2 separate regions of the Homo sapiens genome follow, and region 2 is linked to region 1. A link is a contact called in ENCODE Hi-C or POLR2A ChIA-PET data. All regions are on one chromosome and are shown on one strand. Each heading gives the region's core, a stretch centred on a gene start or an enhancer-like site at or near the end of the contact. The rest is flanking DNA. Distances are from core to core; before and after follow the strand shown.

Region 1 (7,595 bases), core at 2,638-5,137:
TTGCCAAGGTGCCATATTTTGGGATAGCATGTCCTGAACTGCATGATCGGATACATGTGCAATAAATTGGCAGTTTGGTCTGATGAATTTAATATGGATGTAAACGTGTGCAGTCAAGGAGAGTCAAAAGTCAAATTCTTTCAGGGAAAGGAACATAAACTGGGGAGGTAGTTAGCTGTGGAGCCACAGCCACTGATAAGAAGGTGTAAAAAAGTAGTTTGATGAAGAAAGGGCTCACTCACTCTGTTTGTGCTGTGGATTTCATTTGGTTGGTTAATTAATCCTTGATAAAGGTTTTTCTAAGGCACATGCTTTCCTTTCCCTTCTCTTTTAATGCTGCCAGTCATTGTTCCTGGCAACCACAGGGTGACCAATTTTCCACTTTTTTTTTTTTTGAGATGGAGTCTTGCTCTGTCACCCAGGCTGGAGTGCAGTGGCATGATGTTGGTTCACTGCAATCTCCGCCTCCCAGGTTCAAGTGATTCTCCTGCCTCAGCCTCTGGAGCAGCTGGGACTACAGGTGTGCCACGCCATGCCACCACGCCCAGCTAATTTTTGTATTTTTAGTAGAGACGGGGTTTCACCATATTGGCCAGGCTGGTCTTGAACTCGTGACCTCGTGACCCACCCGCCTTGGCCTCCCAAAGTTCTGGGATTACAGGCATGAGCCACCGCGCCCAGCCTCCACTTTCTATATCAGATGTTGATCTCCAGAAAGCCAAAGATTTATCCCTGAAGATTAGAGAAAGTTCTCTTTGTGGGGAAAGCTACAGATGAGGAACAGAAAAAAAAAATATCTTACTCCTCATGCCACTGACATAACCCTAGATAAACGAAAAGCTATGTAGGTGGAGAGAAAGAATGAAGTATGAAGGCCACCTGGAGTTCCTGTAGGCCATGGGGAGGGTAGAGGTAGAAACTCTATTTCTATATTAATCTGCTCTTCTAAAACCTGCTTCAGTTCTTTAAAGTTTCATCTCTCCTTATATGCTTTCTAATAGTTAACTGGATGTCCAGAAATTATACTTAGAATTAGTATTGCTTTTAGAAATTAGTTTGGGTTTAAGAAACTGGGAATTAGGCAAGGTAGAGTGAGGCATAATTCTTTAGTTAATTTACTCATGTCACCTAATAATTCTTTTTAACACAGTCTCAAATGTTTTCCAAAGAATATGCCTCTGTGTAATATTAATAAATAATGCCTACAGAGTTTTATGCTCATATAAGTTTGAGGAATACAGAGCTAATATAAGTTATTTGGGTTTCTTTATGATACGATTGCTGAGAGCCTTTAATAAACTAATGTGCATTGTAAATCAAGATGGGCTGCATGGTGAGCAGTGGGTCCCAAGCTTTTTCTTGGATTATCATGACACAATAGTGATTTAAGGGACACACTTTAAAAAACACCAATGATTTCTCAACCAGTTGATCTTGCTATTTGGAAGCTTCTTCCCACAGTTTATACCAGAAACACCTCACACAGAGGCATCATGGGGCAGGGGAAGGACACACGGGTCAGAAGACCTGGGTTCTAGTTGTACTTTCTTTTTACTAGCAGTGACAAGCAGTAGAAGGTGCTGAGCCTCGAGTTTATCATCTGTAAAATTGGATAATCATGGTCTTACTTTGCTTGCAGGGGAATAGTTGGGAATATCAAACGAGAAATGTGAAATAACACAGATGTAAGTTAGTGGTTGTTATGATAACATACAGCATAACTGAGGGTGAGAAATTCCTTACCTTTCTTGTTTGGATAATGCTTCATGGCAGAGATGTCTCTCTTTGTACTTTATTGACTCTATCAAATCAACAAACGTTTGAATGCCTATTTTGTAATAAAGCATTCCTTAAGTTGATTCTAGGAGAACTGTGCTGAGATTCATAACTACCTTCTCGTAATATCTAAATTCCCCATATTTCTTGTCCTGGCATTACTTAGGAATGTAATGTCAACGCATCACTCACTTTGGTTGTTTGGACACGCTCAGTATGATAGTCCTTTTTACCTGTTATTCATAGTCACTAATGCATCGTTTCCTTGTTAAATGAATGAATGGAGTAACACATGTGACTTCAGGGACAGAGTTTGCTGGAGGGCATTTCTGCCTATCACTTCTGCGAAATCGACTTTCTTCCCTTAAGACTTGATTTTTGTAATTGCTTTCCCAAAGATAAAAGCTAGCCTTGGTTTGGGTCACTGTAGAATAGCCCTGGAAATTTTCAGACTGGGAGACATTCACCTCTGCTTGTCTCAGGGTGTTATCAAAGCTACACTGGAAAAGATGTGTTTGCAGAGAGGTTTAAGTTTGGCAGTTCTTCGTGTACATACTTTTGAAAGGTGTGGGTCAAGGCAATCAAACTAAGTTGGGAGTCAAGAACATAGCATACTGGAAAATGAAAGCAAAAGTGGTGGTAATATAAGTTGAATAATAATGCCATTCATAGCAATTCCTGAGAACTACACACTGTTCTATGCACTTCATATAGATTGACTCCTTTAAATCTCAAAATAGCACTGTGGGGGTGTACCATTATTAGCCTGATTCTACATGTGAGGGAGGTAACAACTTTACATCGCCTACTCCAGTGTTCTGGTTTCAGGGATAGTAAGCAATGCCCTGGTATGATGGCTATATCAGGCAATTTGCCTATACCAATCAGAGCTCTAGAGTGATCCTTCTAGCTATGGCTGATTGGATCATGGATGAACGCTCGACTCAAATCCAGTTAATTCATTAGCTAGTCAGATTTTCTCAAGAATTTAAACTAGAGTCATAGAGATAAGAGCCTGTATAAAAGCTCTAGGGGTGAGGCAGCCATTTTGGATCGGTTTCCGTTTCTTAAGAAATGGAAAAAATAGTTAAACACTCCAACTCTGGGGTCTGATAGGCCTGGATTAGACTCTGGACTCTGTCATTTGTGAACTTGGACAAATGACCTAACTTCTCTGGGACTCAATTTCTTCATCTTCGAAGGAGGAATCTTTAAAAAGGGTATCTCTGCCAGTGAATTGCTTAGCATAGTGCCTGGCACATAGTAAATCTTCACAAAATAATAGCTATTATCATTGTTATTAATATTTCTGATGGCTTTTCAGTTCTCCTAAGGCCTGGCTTTACTTAGTTCCCTTTCCCAAGAGCCCATTGTCTGTGTCTTTATCCTCACCCTCCCTTCCCTTGAGGGAGTCTTGAAGGGCATGCGCAGGCTGGCGTCCAGTGCAGTGAAAACCAGCTCTACCCTTTAAGACGAGCTCTTGAGAGGTTGGTTTGAGTCATGTGCAAGATTTGTTCTTCATACAGTCACAACAAAAGGAAGATATAAATAATTCGTACTCCCACCATGTTGTTTCCTTCTTTCATCCTCAGGTATGGTAATCTAGAATCAATAATTTGTTTTGTTTTCACCATGTACTCAGTCCTGCACTATGCTGTGGGTATGTTTGTCAGTGTGTACATGTGTAGCTGTGTGTGTATGTGTGTGTGTGTGTGTGTGTGTGTGTGTGTGTGTGTGTGTAGGAGTGGGGAGGCAGTGGGTTGGTAGAAAAAACAGAAGTAGCAAACTTGAAACAATTAAAAAACAATAATGATAGTATATATCAAGTACAACCTCTTTCTAGGCCAGTGATTCTTAAATGAGGGCCTAGGAAAACATTTAAAAACAACAACAAAACAGAAGACAGATTTCCTGGTCCTTATCGCCCAAATTTCTAACTTGGACAATCTGAGGAGGGTAATGGTTAAATACTTTAAAAGGTCTTTGCAGAGTTTTGTTTTGTAGTCGAATTTTGGAACCACCACTATAGATTACAATTACGCAGTTAGGCTTTCTGAAGTTCAGAGTTGTCAAGCACGCCTTGATGGAAGGTTGAAAACCAGAACTAGATCTTGAAGATACGCGATAGATTGACGAAAGTGGGGGAGCATCTCAGATGAAGAACAGAGTAAACACAGGGAATTTGAACTCTACATAGCATCTGTTAGAAGGTAGGGGTGGGGATGAAACATGAAACCTATGAAAGAGAAGCAGCAGGTCCAAAAGGGAGAACCACTAGGGCAGAGCGTCATACTGAAATTTGCATTTACATTTGCAGATTCAGCATCATGCTGGCCTATTTTTGCAGCAGTCTCTTGGGAGGTGGGCGGAGTAGCATGCCTCCTGGCCCCTGGTCGTAAAACTAAATAGACTCTACTTAGCTCTGAGAATGTCTCATTTATACTCCTAGTTTCCATTGTCAGTGCCATAAAACAACACCAACTCCAAATGAGAGGAGAGGACAAACCAATGGTGTTTGCTAAGGTGATATCTCCTTTTTTGTAGGGAAGTTTTGGATGGGCTGGTTGAGTCAAGATACCTGGAAAAGCCAGTTCAGTTCAGATTGAGCCCAGCCTTGGGTTCAGTGATGGCCTCCAGGAAATTGGCAGCTCAGCTGTTTCACAACTTGGTTTTGTGGTACTGACACTCTCTTTTATAAGAAGGGCTTACCGTGGGCAGAGGAGTCTTAGCTCAGGAAGCCTTCTGAGAAACTAGAAAGATTTTAAGAGAAAAATGTGCTCTGTGTCCTTGCTATGTAACTCCGTTTTGAGCACAGGACTGCTGCTTCCCTTCCTCCCAGGAACCGGCAGCCTATGTGCTGATCCGATGCAGAGCTAATCTTTTCTGAGACATCCTCTCCTTCAGGGTCCAGCCTCCCATAGTTTTGCTTCCCTGGGACATGCTCTTCTCTGTGTCAACCCAAAGTCTGAAAATGGCCCATCAACTTTTCCCATGGAAGGTCTGCCCTACCCTGCTTAATCTGAGATCAAGCACAGGTATTTGACAAATTGACTCTCTAGAGAGTAAATTCCATAGCAAATATACTAAAAGCTAAAGCAAATCCTATGATGTTTTGGGCTCTGACTGATCCCTGAATCAAAATGTTTAGGGTCTAGGAACCTACACTGTTAACAACTATCACTGAAGCTTCTTATGCCCACTGCCCTTCACAACTATCTAAGCGCAGAGCTTCTAGAGTCATCTTGCCTTAGTGGAAGTTCCATCTTGAGAATTTCTTGCTTAGTGGAGTAAAGTATAGGGGAAATGTTCTTTTTTCTTTTCTAGGCCCTATAAGTGTACATCTGGGTCATGCTCTATGAAGAGACTGTTGTTATCAATGAGTTCGATGCATATATTTGTTAGCACTGACAGATTCAGACACAGATATTTTCCACCTCCAATGTTCAGGTATGATTTGCCTTATTTTTATTGTCCTTGCCTCCCTTCACAAAGAAGTGCAACAAAACAGTAGTCTCATAACCTAGAAACTTTTATTAGCAATGAAGGCAAGAAAATTAGCTGTGTGAGCATTTTTTTTCTCCCTCTCTGCATGCGCAGATCTGGTGTAGCTGCTGGGAGCCCTGGGCTGGATATGTACCCAGGTGACTCATGGGGAAGGATGCACCCTTCTGAGAAGCATCACCTTTCTCAAGAAGCATGACAGAGCTCCCGATATTAGACTTTCAAGACGTCTACCAGGCCTTCTTTGGAATAAATTGTGTCATTGAATGGGTGAGTCTATGTGCATGGAACAGGTTGGACTTCTCCAGAAGTGTCAGTGGCAACTGTTTAGAAGTGTGATGGATACTAAGAAAAGAAGCAGTGTGTTCCATAGCCTCCACGTTAAGTAGTTGAGAATCTTACTCACCTCTTCAATGGGCTGTACCTGTGTAGGACTTAGCATAGACAAGGACTTCTGTCAGGGGAATCCGTGAAGTGCCGTAAATGCATTTGTCCCTTCCAGTGCCAAGAAAGTGAAGGCTTTGTGTGTTTTGTTCACTGAGGTGTCTACAGTGCCTGTCAAATAGTAGTCACTCAACAAACATGTGCTGGATGAACAAATGGATTGCCTTCTATGGACTGAGTGTAGTGCTAAACTAGAGGTATAACTTGACTAAGACATGGGCCCTGTCCTTGCAGAGTTTTTAGGCTACTAGGTAAGGCAAATAGTTGGGAAAAAACACCACCACAAAATGTAGTAAAAAATGTAGGTAAATGTCTTAGGGAGCTCTGAAGAAGACTCAAAAAGACTTCAAGCTTCACCAAAGGAGTGGGAGGTGAGCTTGGATCTTGAAGGTGTGAAGGGGCTGGTTAGTGATGGGAGAGAGGAACATGAGCACAATTTCTACAGCTGAGGAACTTACTGCATGAAGGGAGGGCCAGTGCAAATCCCTGGGAAGGAATGTTAGAGGGCCTGTGCGGCAGGAGGCCACAATGGAGCCATTCCTGCTCCTGTTTTGACTGAGGCACCAATATGACAGTTATCAGCTACTGAAAGGAGTGTGAGACAGATCCCACCACCCCCACACCCTCTGCAGATTTACAGAAGAAACAGCTTCGAGGACCTCTTTCATGTCTCTCAGTCCCCTTAGCCAGATCAAGGACTTTGCAGGGCAAGGATGCCACAAGTGTTTCCCCATTTCCTGTGGACTGGGTGAAGGCCCCTCACAAGAGATGAGGTGGAGCCATCTTGCATCCCATCCAATAGGACAGGTCCCGTCTTGAGAGGAGAGGGAGGAGGGGAGAAACTCCATAGAAAAGGGCCAGAGATACATGCCCAATACCCAGCGATGAGGAAAGAGTTGCAAGAAGCCACCAAAAATAGCGATATATTCACCAGGTCAACGGGTGCTGCAGGACAGATGGGTCTACCAGGTGACTCATGAAGAGCCACAAAAGTGTTCCAGGACATCAGTCAAATCACAGAGACAGTGGAATGGTGATTACCAGGAGCTGGAGGAGGGGGAAATAGAGAGTTACGTTTAATGGGTATAGAGTTTCTGTTTTACAAGATGAAGAGGCTTCAGGAGATGGATGGCAGTGATAATTGTGCAACATTATAAATGCATGTCATACCAGTGAACCTTACACTAAACAATGGTTAAGATGGTAAATTTTGTGTTATGTGTTTATTTAATTAATTAATTTATTTATTTTGAGACGAATTGAGACAGATTTTATTAGAAATGAAGGCAAGAAAATTAGCTGTGTGAGCATTTTTTTTCTCGCTCTGTCACCTAGGCTGGAGTGCAGTGGTGCGATCTCGGCTCACTGCAAACTCTGCCTCCCAGGTCCACGCCATTCTCCTGCCTCAGCCTCCTGAGTAGCTGGGACTACAGGTGTCCGCCACCATGCCCGGCTAATTTTTTTGTATTTTTAGTAGAGACGGGGTTTCACTGTGTTAGCCAGGATGGTCTCGATCTCCTGACCTCATGACCCGCTTGCCTTGGCCTCCCAAAGTGCTGGGATTACAGGCGTGAGCCACTGCAACCGGACTATGTGTTTCTTAATGCAATAAAAAAATTGGGAAAAATGTGTTTCATGAGAGAAAAGAGTTCCCCTTCCCAGAGACAACGGTGTTAACCATGTGCCAGGCCCAGAGGTCACAAAGCCATTCAGTCAGTTATGTGCTGTCCTGCCCACTGACCTCCCCGCACTCTGCTTCTCCTTTAGATCTGGCAGTGAAGGAGTCGGGAAGACTGTGATGGGGGCAAGAAGAGCCAAGTGCCAAGGCTCCTTCCCCTCTATGGGCTTCCAGCCTGAAGCTGGCCTGAGGAGAG
Region 2 (7,595 bases), core at 2,127-4,626, 41 kb after region 1:
CTACTGCCTGCAATGGGCATGACAGCTGAAATAGGGCTTCTTAATAGCTAAACTCCAAGCAAACCTACTTAGTAAGTAAGCAGCCACTAATGTTTATTGAGTATGTAACAATGTCCTAAGAATTTATGAAGGGTGCAAAACATAAATAAAGTTCCTCCCGACAAGGAACTTGTAAAGTACCTGGATGAACTTTGCGTAAGAGGCAACTTGCAAATGTACAAGGGATGATCACTGGTCTGTGTTGGGCAAAGCCCAGGTTGCGTGTGTCGGCCTGTGTGAACACGTATTTCCTTTCTGTATAGAGAATGAATTGCCTCTTGTGTAACTGTGCTAAATGAAGTGCTTGTGTATGTTATCTGCTTTTCTCCTCTAGGAAGAAGAGCTGCCAGGTCCTGGGAGAACAAGAACAGTGCTTTCTCCAAATTTTAACAGGAGTACACGGTGGGAGTGAGAGCTAGTTTTCCTGTAGTAGAAGCTGAAGACAGAGTAAAAATAATTAACTCATGGGAAAAATAAATAAACAAACAATTGGACTCAGCCAGAGGAAAAAGATAGTTAAAACCAAAACATGTAACGCAACCTAGAACAGTCTGTGTAATCTAGCCTCTGCTGTCAACTTAATCTACCATCACGTGCCCCATTATTCACGGGGCTCCACCTTGTATTCCAGTTGTTCCTCTCTGGAACATTTTATGTCTTTTCTCTCTGAGGGACTCAGCTCTTGGTATTTGCCTTGCTCAGAAATCTCTTCCATAGATCTTCACAATGGCCGGCTTGTCTTAGGTCTTAGTTCAAATATCACCCGCTCAGAGAGACCTTGCCTGACTTCCACTATATACATGGAGGGTTTCCAGAACAAATGAAGGTATTGAACAAATGAGCTCCATAAAAATGGAAACAGGGTGCTCTGCTTGGTTTTTCAGAAAAATGGAAATAGCGGCCTCACACATAGAGTTGACATTCCTGAGATTATCCAGTAGATCTGGACTCTGGAGCTCTGAGTCTAAATGTACTGCTATCCAGACAGAGTCTGCAGAGGGACCTCTTGTCATTAACTACTGTGCACCTACAATTTGTTATCAATGAAATGTGTGTAGCTTTTATTTCATGGCCTTGGGAAGCATCCTTAAATCTTTTATCCTTTAGTTTCTTCATCTGAGGTTAACAATATATGTATTTTGAAAGGCTATAGAAACTGGGAAGAAACATTTGCAACTTATAGCACAAAGAGTTAATAACCATAATATGTAAAGAGCTTCAAAAAATATAGAAGAAAAAAGCCAACACATCTATGAAAAATGGGTTGGAAATATGAGCAGAGAGTTCACAGAAAAAGAAAGGAAAATGGATCCTGCATATATGAAAAGACTCTCAACCATACTTTCAGTGAATACACTTTCAAACTTCATTGAGATACAATATTCTCTCCTGTCAGGCTGACAAAAATCTAAAAGATTGACAGCATATTTTGTTGGTGAGGCTGTGGTGAAATAGATGCTTCCATACATTGCTAGTGGGAATGTAAAATGGCATAAGCCTCATGAATGGGAATTTGATATATCTAGTAAAATTACATATGCATTTTCCCTTTGATCCAGTAATCCAACTTCTAGGAATCTATCCAAAAATATGTTGTAAAACTACACAAATACTTTTATATGTGACTATACATTGCAGCATTGTTTATAATAGCAAAAGCTTGGAAATTGGTTGAATAAGGCAATGGAAGGTCCACTCAGTGGAATACTATGCAGCTATAAACAACAAGAAGACGACCTCTGTATTAGTCTGCTTTCATGCTGCTGATAAAGACAGATTTGAGACTGGGCAATTTATAAAAGAGGTATATAATGGACTTACAGTTCCACATGGCTGGGGAAGCCTCACAATCATGGTGGAAGGTGAAAGGCACATCTCACATGGCATCAGACAAGAGAAGAGAGCTTGTTCAGGGAAACTCCCCTTTTTAAAACCATCAGATCTTGTGAGACTCATTCGCTGTCACGAGAATAGCATGGGAAACACCCGTCCCCGTAATTCAATCACCTCCCACGACATGTGGAAATTATGGAAGTTTCAATTCCAGATGAGATTTGGGTGGGGACACAGCCAAACCATATCAACCTCTATACATTGCCATGAAGCGATGACCCCAATAACATGTTCAGTGAGGAGAATTCTTGGCCCTTGTGTATTTTTTTTTTCTTTAAGTAATCTGCATTGAACAAGTCTTAAATTTACAGTTAGAAAAATCAATAGTATATTTTGTTTTATTTTGAATTACCCAGAAGCTCATGAACTTTCTGACCAAAATCCTTTCCCAGAAAGTTTGTCAGTTGAGAACCTGTGAAGTCCAATTCATTTATATGTTAAGATTTGTGCTATGGGATGTTGACAGCCTGGTGAAATTGACCCAGCCTGGCATGATCCTGGAGTCTATTTGAAAGGTGCAGGTTCAGAAAGCAGAGTGCTTCACAGGCTGCCACATTCCTCTGAAGATAATCTGCAGGTTGTACCTGCTGCCACTAGGCTGTTAGGCTGCCTAGGGGATGGTTGCTGGCTGGATTAACCAGATTTGCCATTGGCAGGTGGGAGATTTGCACCCCCAGAATTAGGCTTGCTACTCCATTAAGCTTTTGACCACCTAATTTAAACCATATTATTATTTTCTAAATAGGCAACACATTTACATTTTAAAATGCAAAGAGTACAAAAAGATAGGCCATGAAATGTCTTTCTGACCTGGTTCCCCAGGCATGAAGTTTCCCTCCCAAAGGCAACTAATCTGATAGGAGAATGAGGAAAGGAAGAGGAAGAAAGTCAATAAGGCCAATATTGGGAAGGTTACACTTGAGGAGACCTGGGGCTCAAACCTTCTAGGGCACTGGGAGCCAGTGTAAAATTTATCCTGTCTTGTGGATTTTAGATAATCTGTGTGTATAGGGGAGATATTTTATACAGCAGCAGCAGGCTATCCACATTGTGCCATACCTCGCTTTTGTGTGACTTAATATCTCTTGGTAATTGTTCCATGTCAGTGCCCAAAAAGCTTCCTCATTCTTTTTTTTGCAACTGTTCAGTTATCTATTTATGGTTACATCATATTATATTTAACCCATTCTTTACTGGTGTCTGCTCCCATTTGTTGTTCCATTTTGAGCACCAGATTTTAAAACTCATTCCTATAGGACACACAAAGGATTTTATTTCCTAGGAAGAGCTCCATGGCTCCCTGACTTGCTCAACTGTTTTAAACCCCCACCCCACATGGAATAAGCACACTTCACCATTCTCTCACAACAACAATTAAGTCAACTTATCTTTGAATAAGTAGCTGGGGGTGGCGGGGACACACCCCTGAAGTGTGGGTTTAGGTTTGTTTGATTGGGGCGTGTGCTGGGGTGGGTGGAGCAGGATGAAGAATTCTTCATTAGTGTTTCTCATGTTTGAAGTCAGATCTTCTTTCCTAGCTGGGGCCAGAGTCTTCAAGCTTCTAACAGGAGTTTCTAGAGCCACTGAATCTTTCAGAGAACAGGTACAAAAGCTCTCAGCTGGTGTACGAGCAGAGGAAGCGCCTTTACAAGGGGCTGCTTGGAAATGGGGGCAAACTGCTAAATAAGCGTGCAAAAGCAGAAAAGGGCCCAGGGTATTTTTAAACCTCTTACAAATAGGAGCAAGCCCAAATTTAACACGGGCTGGCTTTTTAATGTGGCTTTCTTTTTCACCCACCTTCCCTTCAAAGAGATGCTTTTTTCTTCTTTCTGCTGAAATACAAGGGCTTAGGGAGCAACTACTCGGTTCCAACAAACAGGGCAAGTTAACACTTGTGAGAGCAACACCCAAGCAGCAAAGGAAGCCGTGTTAAAATAAAACCACACCCCCTTCCCCTCCAGGTGACAAAGATAACCAAACCCAGTCTGGCGTCTATGCTCCAGCAACATGCAGGCTGAAGTGAAGGGCAACTGGGCAGGAAAGAGAAGGCGGAACTCGAGGTCATCCATACTGCCCAATTCCCTTGCTCCCCTCTCTTCCTGCCTCTCCAATTCTCATCTTCACCCAGAGCTGGTCTGATGCAGAAAAGTGAGGGGAACTCACTGTACCCATTTCTCTTTCTAAAATATCTCCTCAGGCACCTTAAACCTTTGTTCTTTCTTCCTCCAAAACAGTTCTCAGGAATTTGATACTATAGGATCATCTATTCTAGAGGTAATTAATAAGCTTTAATGAACTGTTCCTTCTAGAAATATTCTTACCCTTAAGCCAAATGATTGTAAAGGTCACAGGGCATTTCAGGCATCAGCTATTTCATGAATGGGAAGTAGTGTGGGTAGAACCCTAGCATGCTCTGGACCTTAAAATCATATCCTATGATTGGTTACCTCACATATGCAAAACCACCGCAGTCTACACCTCTAAACACACTTAAAACACTCTTTCACTGGTAAATAACCTGCATTCCTATATTCCTTTGCAGAACAGCTTGAGTGAAACCTGTGTTTATATGCAATGGTCGAGGCCAGCGGTGTAGAACATACACGCTCACTGCATTCTGGGACAGCTCTGGTCTCCAAGCCCGGAGGTTTAAGCAGTGTGTGGCCAGGCCATTGAGCTGAGAGCATAAGCTTGGTGATACCTATCAACATAAAAATATTCATCCATTACTTTCACTTATTTATTTTATTCACAATTGTATTTGGCTTGAAGCTTGGTGCTGTCTATTTGGGTTTGAATCTCTATCCAGATTCAGAGCCTGATCTGTGTCAGCCTCTATTCTGGAAGCCCCCAGTTTGGGAAAGAGACCATGCAAGGTACACTCAGGTCCTGCCCTGCTGATTAGTTCATGCAAGAGAAGCCTCCCTGACTTCAATCCCTGGGACTAATTCACTTCAAGAGTTGGAATGAGAAGGCACTCAAACCATAAATATATGCAAAGCAGCAGCAAGCAGATTAGAAGAACCTAGCAGATTAAAAGTAAGTAAGCCTGCAGAACCTCTCGTGCAGCCTCCTCTGCCCTTGTCTGGAAGCCACCTTTCTGCAGCCTGGCTTTCCGTAGCTGTCAAAACCCCAAACTTAAAGCTATTGGCTCAGTGATTAGACTCTGGGTTTTGGGGTCAGGAAGTTAGCTTGGGGAGGTGGGGGGTAGTTTTTCTGCGGCTGTCGGAGCAACCGTAGAAGAATTGTTTGATCTTTGCAGGATTTGAAAATATCTTGCTGTACCATCAGTGGCCTTTGGTAGGCTCTAGGCCACGGTTGGGGGATGTTTTACTTGCCTTTTAAGAATATGACACTGGGTCAGCTACTTAACATTCAGAGGGGCAGCACCAAAGGCCAGATAAATATCTGATGCAAAGAAGGGTAATGAAAGGAGTCTAGGCCTTCATCACGCTAGCTCCTCCCCGGGCCTGGAAGATCCTGAGAGCTTCTTCTAGTGTTCAGGCTTTGAATCATCGAAGATCTTTTAAACTCTGATTGTGAAGAGCTCCAGGGGAAATCAATGAACAGACCCTACGGCGATGTCACTGAATCCCATGATTGTCCGGTAGAAATATTTTACGACCAGCCATTCTAACAGGGGAGACTGTGGCCAGGAGAAACATCTTCCCAGAGATCACCCAAGAAAAGCAATAGATTAAGCCAAGTGCATCCTTTTCCTAAAACCCAGTGGTGAGCTGATAGGCGCTCTTCCCAATGCATCATCCTTCTTATGGCCCCTACAATAAATACAGAGATCTTTAGTAATTTCCTTGTTAAATGAAAACATAATGGAGATGTCTCAGAGTAATGGGTCAGCATGTAAATGCAAATGATGTCCAACCAGGACACTTTGGTGGTTTAAAAAGACAGAGACACAGGGAAGCAAGAAACTAGGATACAACAATTCAAGAAGGAAGTTGGAGAAGGCCTGTCAGCAGGACCGAGAAAGCTGGCTTCAGAGAGAACAGTGGCACAGTAGGATTCCCTAGGGGAGAGCTCGTCAGGACTTAGGGAAACAGGGGAAACACTTCTTTCAACCTTTAATGAATTAGGGATTTCTAGGGCTAGAAAGGGAAAACTCAGCCTGGGCGCAGTGGTTCACACCTGTAATCCCAGCACTTTGGGAGGCCGAGGCAGGTGGATAACTTGAGGTCAGGAGTTCAAGACCAGCCTGGCCAACATGGTGAAAGCCTGTCTCTATTAAAAATACAAAAATTAGCTGGGCATGGCAGTGTGCGCCTGTAATCCCAGCTACTTGAGAGGCTGAGGCAGGAGAATCACTTGAACTCGGGAGGTGGAGGTTGCAATGAGCTGAGATCACGCCACTGCACTCCAGCCTGGGTGATAGAGGGAGACTCCATCTCCAGAAGAAAAAAAGAAAAAAGAGAAAACTCACTCCTCTAGAAACTAAAGGGAGTTGACAACATAGTTTTACATAGGACTGGAAAATAGAAAAGCAGGACTTGAATGAAGATTTACAACCCTGAGGACTAGGTTCTAGACCGGTATCATTCAATAGAAATATTAAGGCCAGGTGTGGTGGCTCATGCCTGTAATCTCAGCACTTTGGGAGGCTGAAGCGGGTGGATCACCTAAGGTCAGGAGTTCAAGACCAGCCTGGCCAACATGGTGAAGCCCTGTCTCTACTAAAAATACAAAAATTAGCCGGGCATGGTGGCGCATGCATGTAGTCCCAGCTACGCAGGAGGCTGAGGCAGGAGAATCGCTTGAACCCGAGAGGTGGAGGTTGCAGTGAGCCGAGATTATGCCATTGCACTGCAGCCTGGGCAACAAGAGCAAAACTCCATCTCAAAAAAAATTAAAACATTAAAAAATTAAAATTTAGAAATATTAATAGAATGGCAGGCACACATATGCAAGTTTACATTTTCTAGTAGCCACATTAAAAGGAGTAAGAAGAAACAGGTACAATTAATTTTATGAATATATTTCATTTAGCTCAATATAGCCAAAATATTACCATTTCAACATGTAATCAAGAATTATTAATAAAATCTTTTACATTGACTTTAACCTTAAACTAATTAAAATTAGGTAGAATTAAACATTTGGTTCCTCGGTTGTACTAGCTACATTTCAAGTACTTCATAGCACAGGTGGCTGGTGGCTACCATGTTGAACAGCACAGGTCTAGTACAAGGCCCTCAAATTACAGAATCTCAAATGATGGAACACTTCAAATTTGGATTTGGGTAACTGAGTTCTGAGAATATTTGTATTTTAACTGAACTTGAGAGTCTATTTTCTCTTGAAAGATTTAGTTGTGTGCACTTGAACAACCACGTGTGTGGGGCTGTGCTGTCCAAGGTGGAGGGGCTGTATCTTTCAGATTATAAGAATGTAGGAAAGGGTTAGAGCCCATAGTAGTCATCTTCATCAGTTGGATAGACTAAGTTTTGCCTCAGTTACAAACAACCTCCAAATGTTTGTAATTTTACCTTCAAAAAAGTTTATTTTTCTCTCAAGGTATATGTCCACCCTGTGCTGGAGAAAGAGGGACTTGGGGAGATGGGTAGACTCTCTGCTCTTTGTCCTCACTCCATGACCCAATCTATCAGAGCAGTCACTAGCTGATCTTTGTTGATCGCCAAGGGCAGAGG

The links. A loop is a pair of places that touch in the nucleus more often than their neighbours do. ChIA-PET counts read pairs that join two places held with the same protein, here RNA polymerase II (POLR2A). Pooled maps may share reads with other maps.
Region 2: a loop to region 1 is called in a map of CD4-positive, alpha-beta T cell, with 9 times the contacts of the local background. The contact joins two enhancer-like sites. A Hi-C loop is called at or near these places in 8 of 168 maps with a recorded cell type or tissue (B cell, CD4-positive, alpha-beta T cell, CD4-positive, alpha-beta memory T cell and 3 more) and 14 of 50 pooled maps. POLR2A ChIA-PET finds 5 or more read pairs at or near these places in 25 of 52 experiments (B cell, CD4-positive, alpha-beta T cell, CD4-positive, alpha-beta memory T cell and 16 more).

What each region holds. Positions count from the first base shown.
Region 1 is chr15:38,606,909-38,614,503 of GRCh38, forward strand. No RefSeq gene overlaps it. Among named protein-coding and RNA genes, the nearest start is that of RASGRP1, 46 kb to the left of the region's middle. Within about 2 kb of position 3,888, at least 4 of the 41 ENCODE cell types and tissues checked have a DNase peak (open chromatin) inside an H3K27ac peak, as active enhancers do; they include B cell, CD4-positive, alpha-beta T cell, CD8-positive, alpha-beta T cell and 1 more, where a contact is called at or near this core.
Region 2 is chr15:38,648,040-38,655,634 of GRCh38, forward strand. No RefSeq gene overlaps it. Among named protein-coding and RNA genes, the nearest start is that of LINC02694, 45 kb to the right of the region's middle. Within about 2 kb of position 3,377, at least 6 of the 41 ENCODE cell types and tissues checked have a DNase peak (open chromatin) inside an H3K27ac peak, as active enhancers do; they include B cell, CD4-positive, alpha-beta T cell, CD8-positive, alpha-beta T cell and 1 more, where a contact is called at or near this core.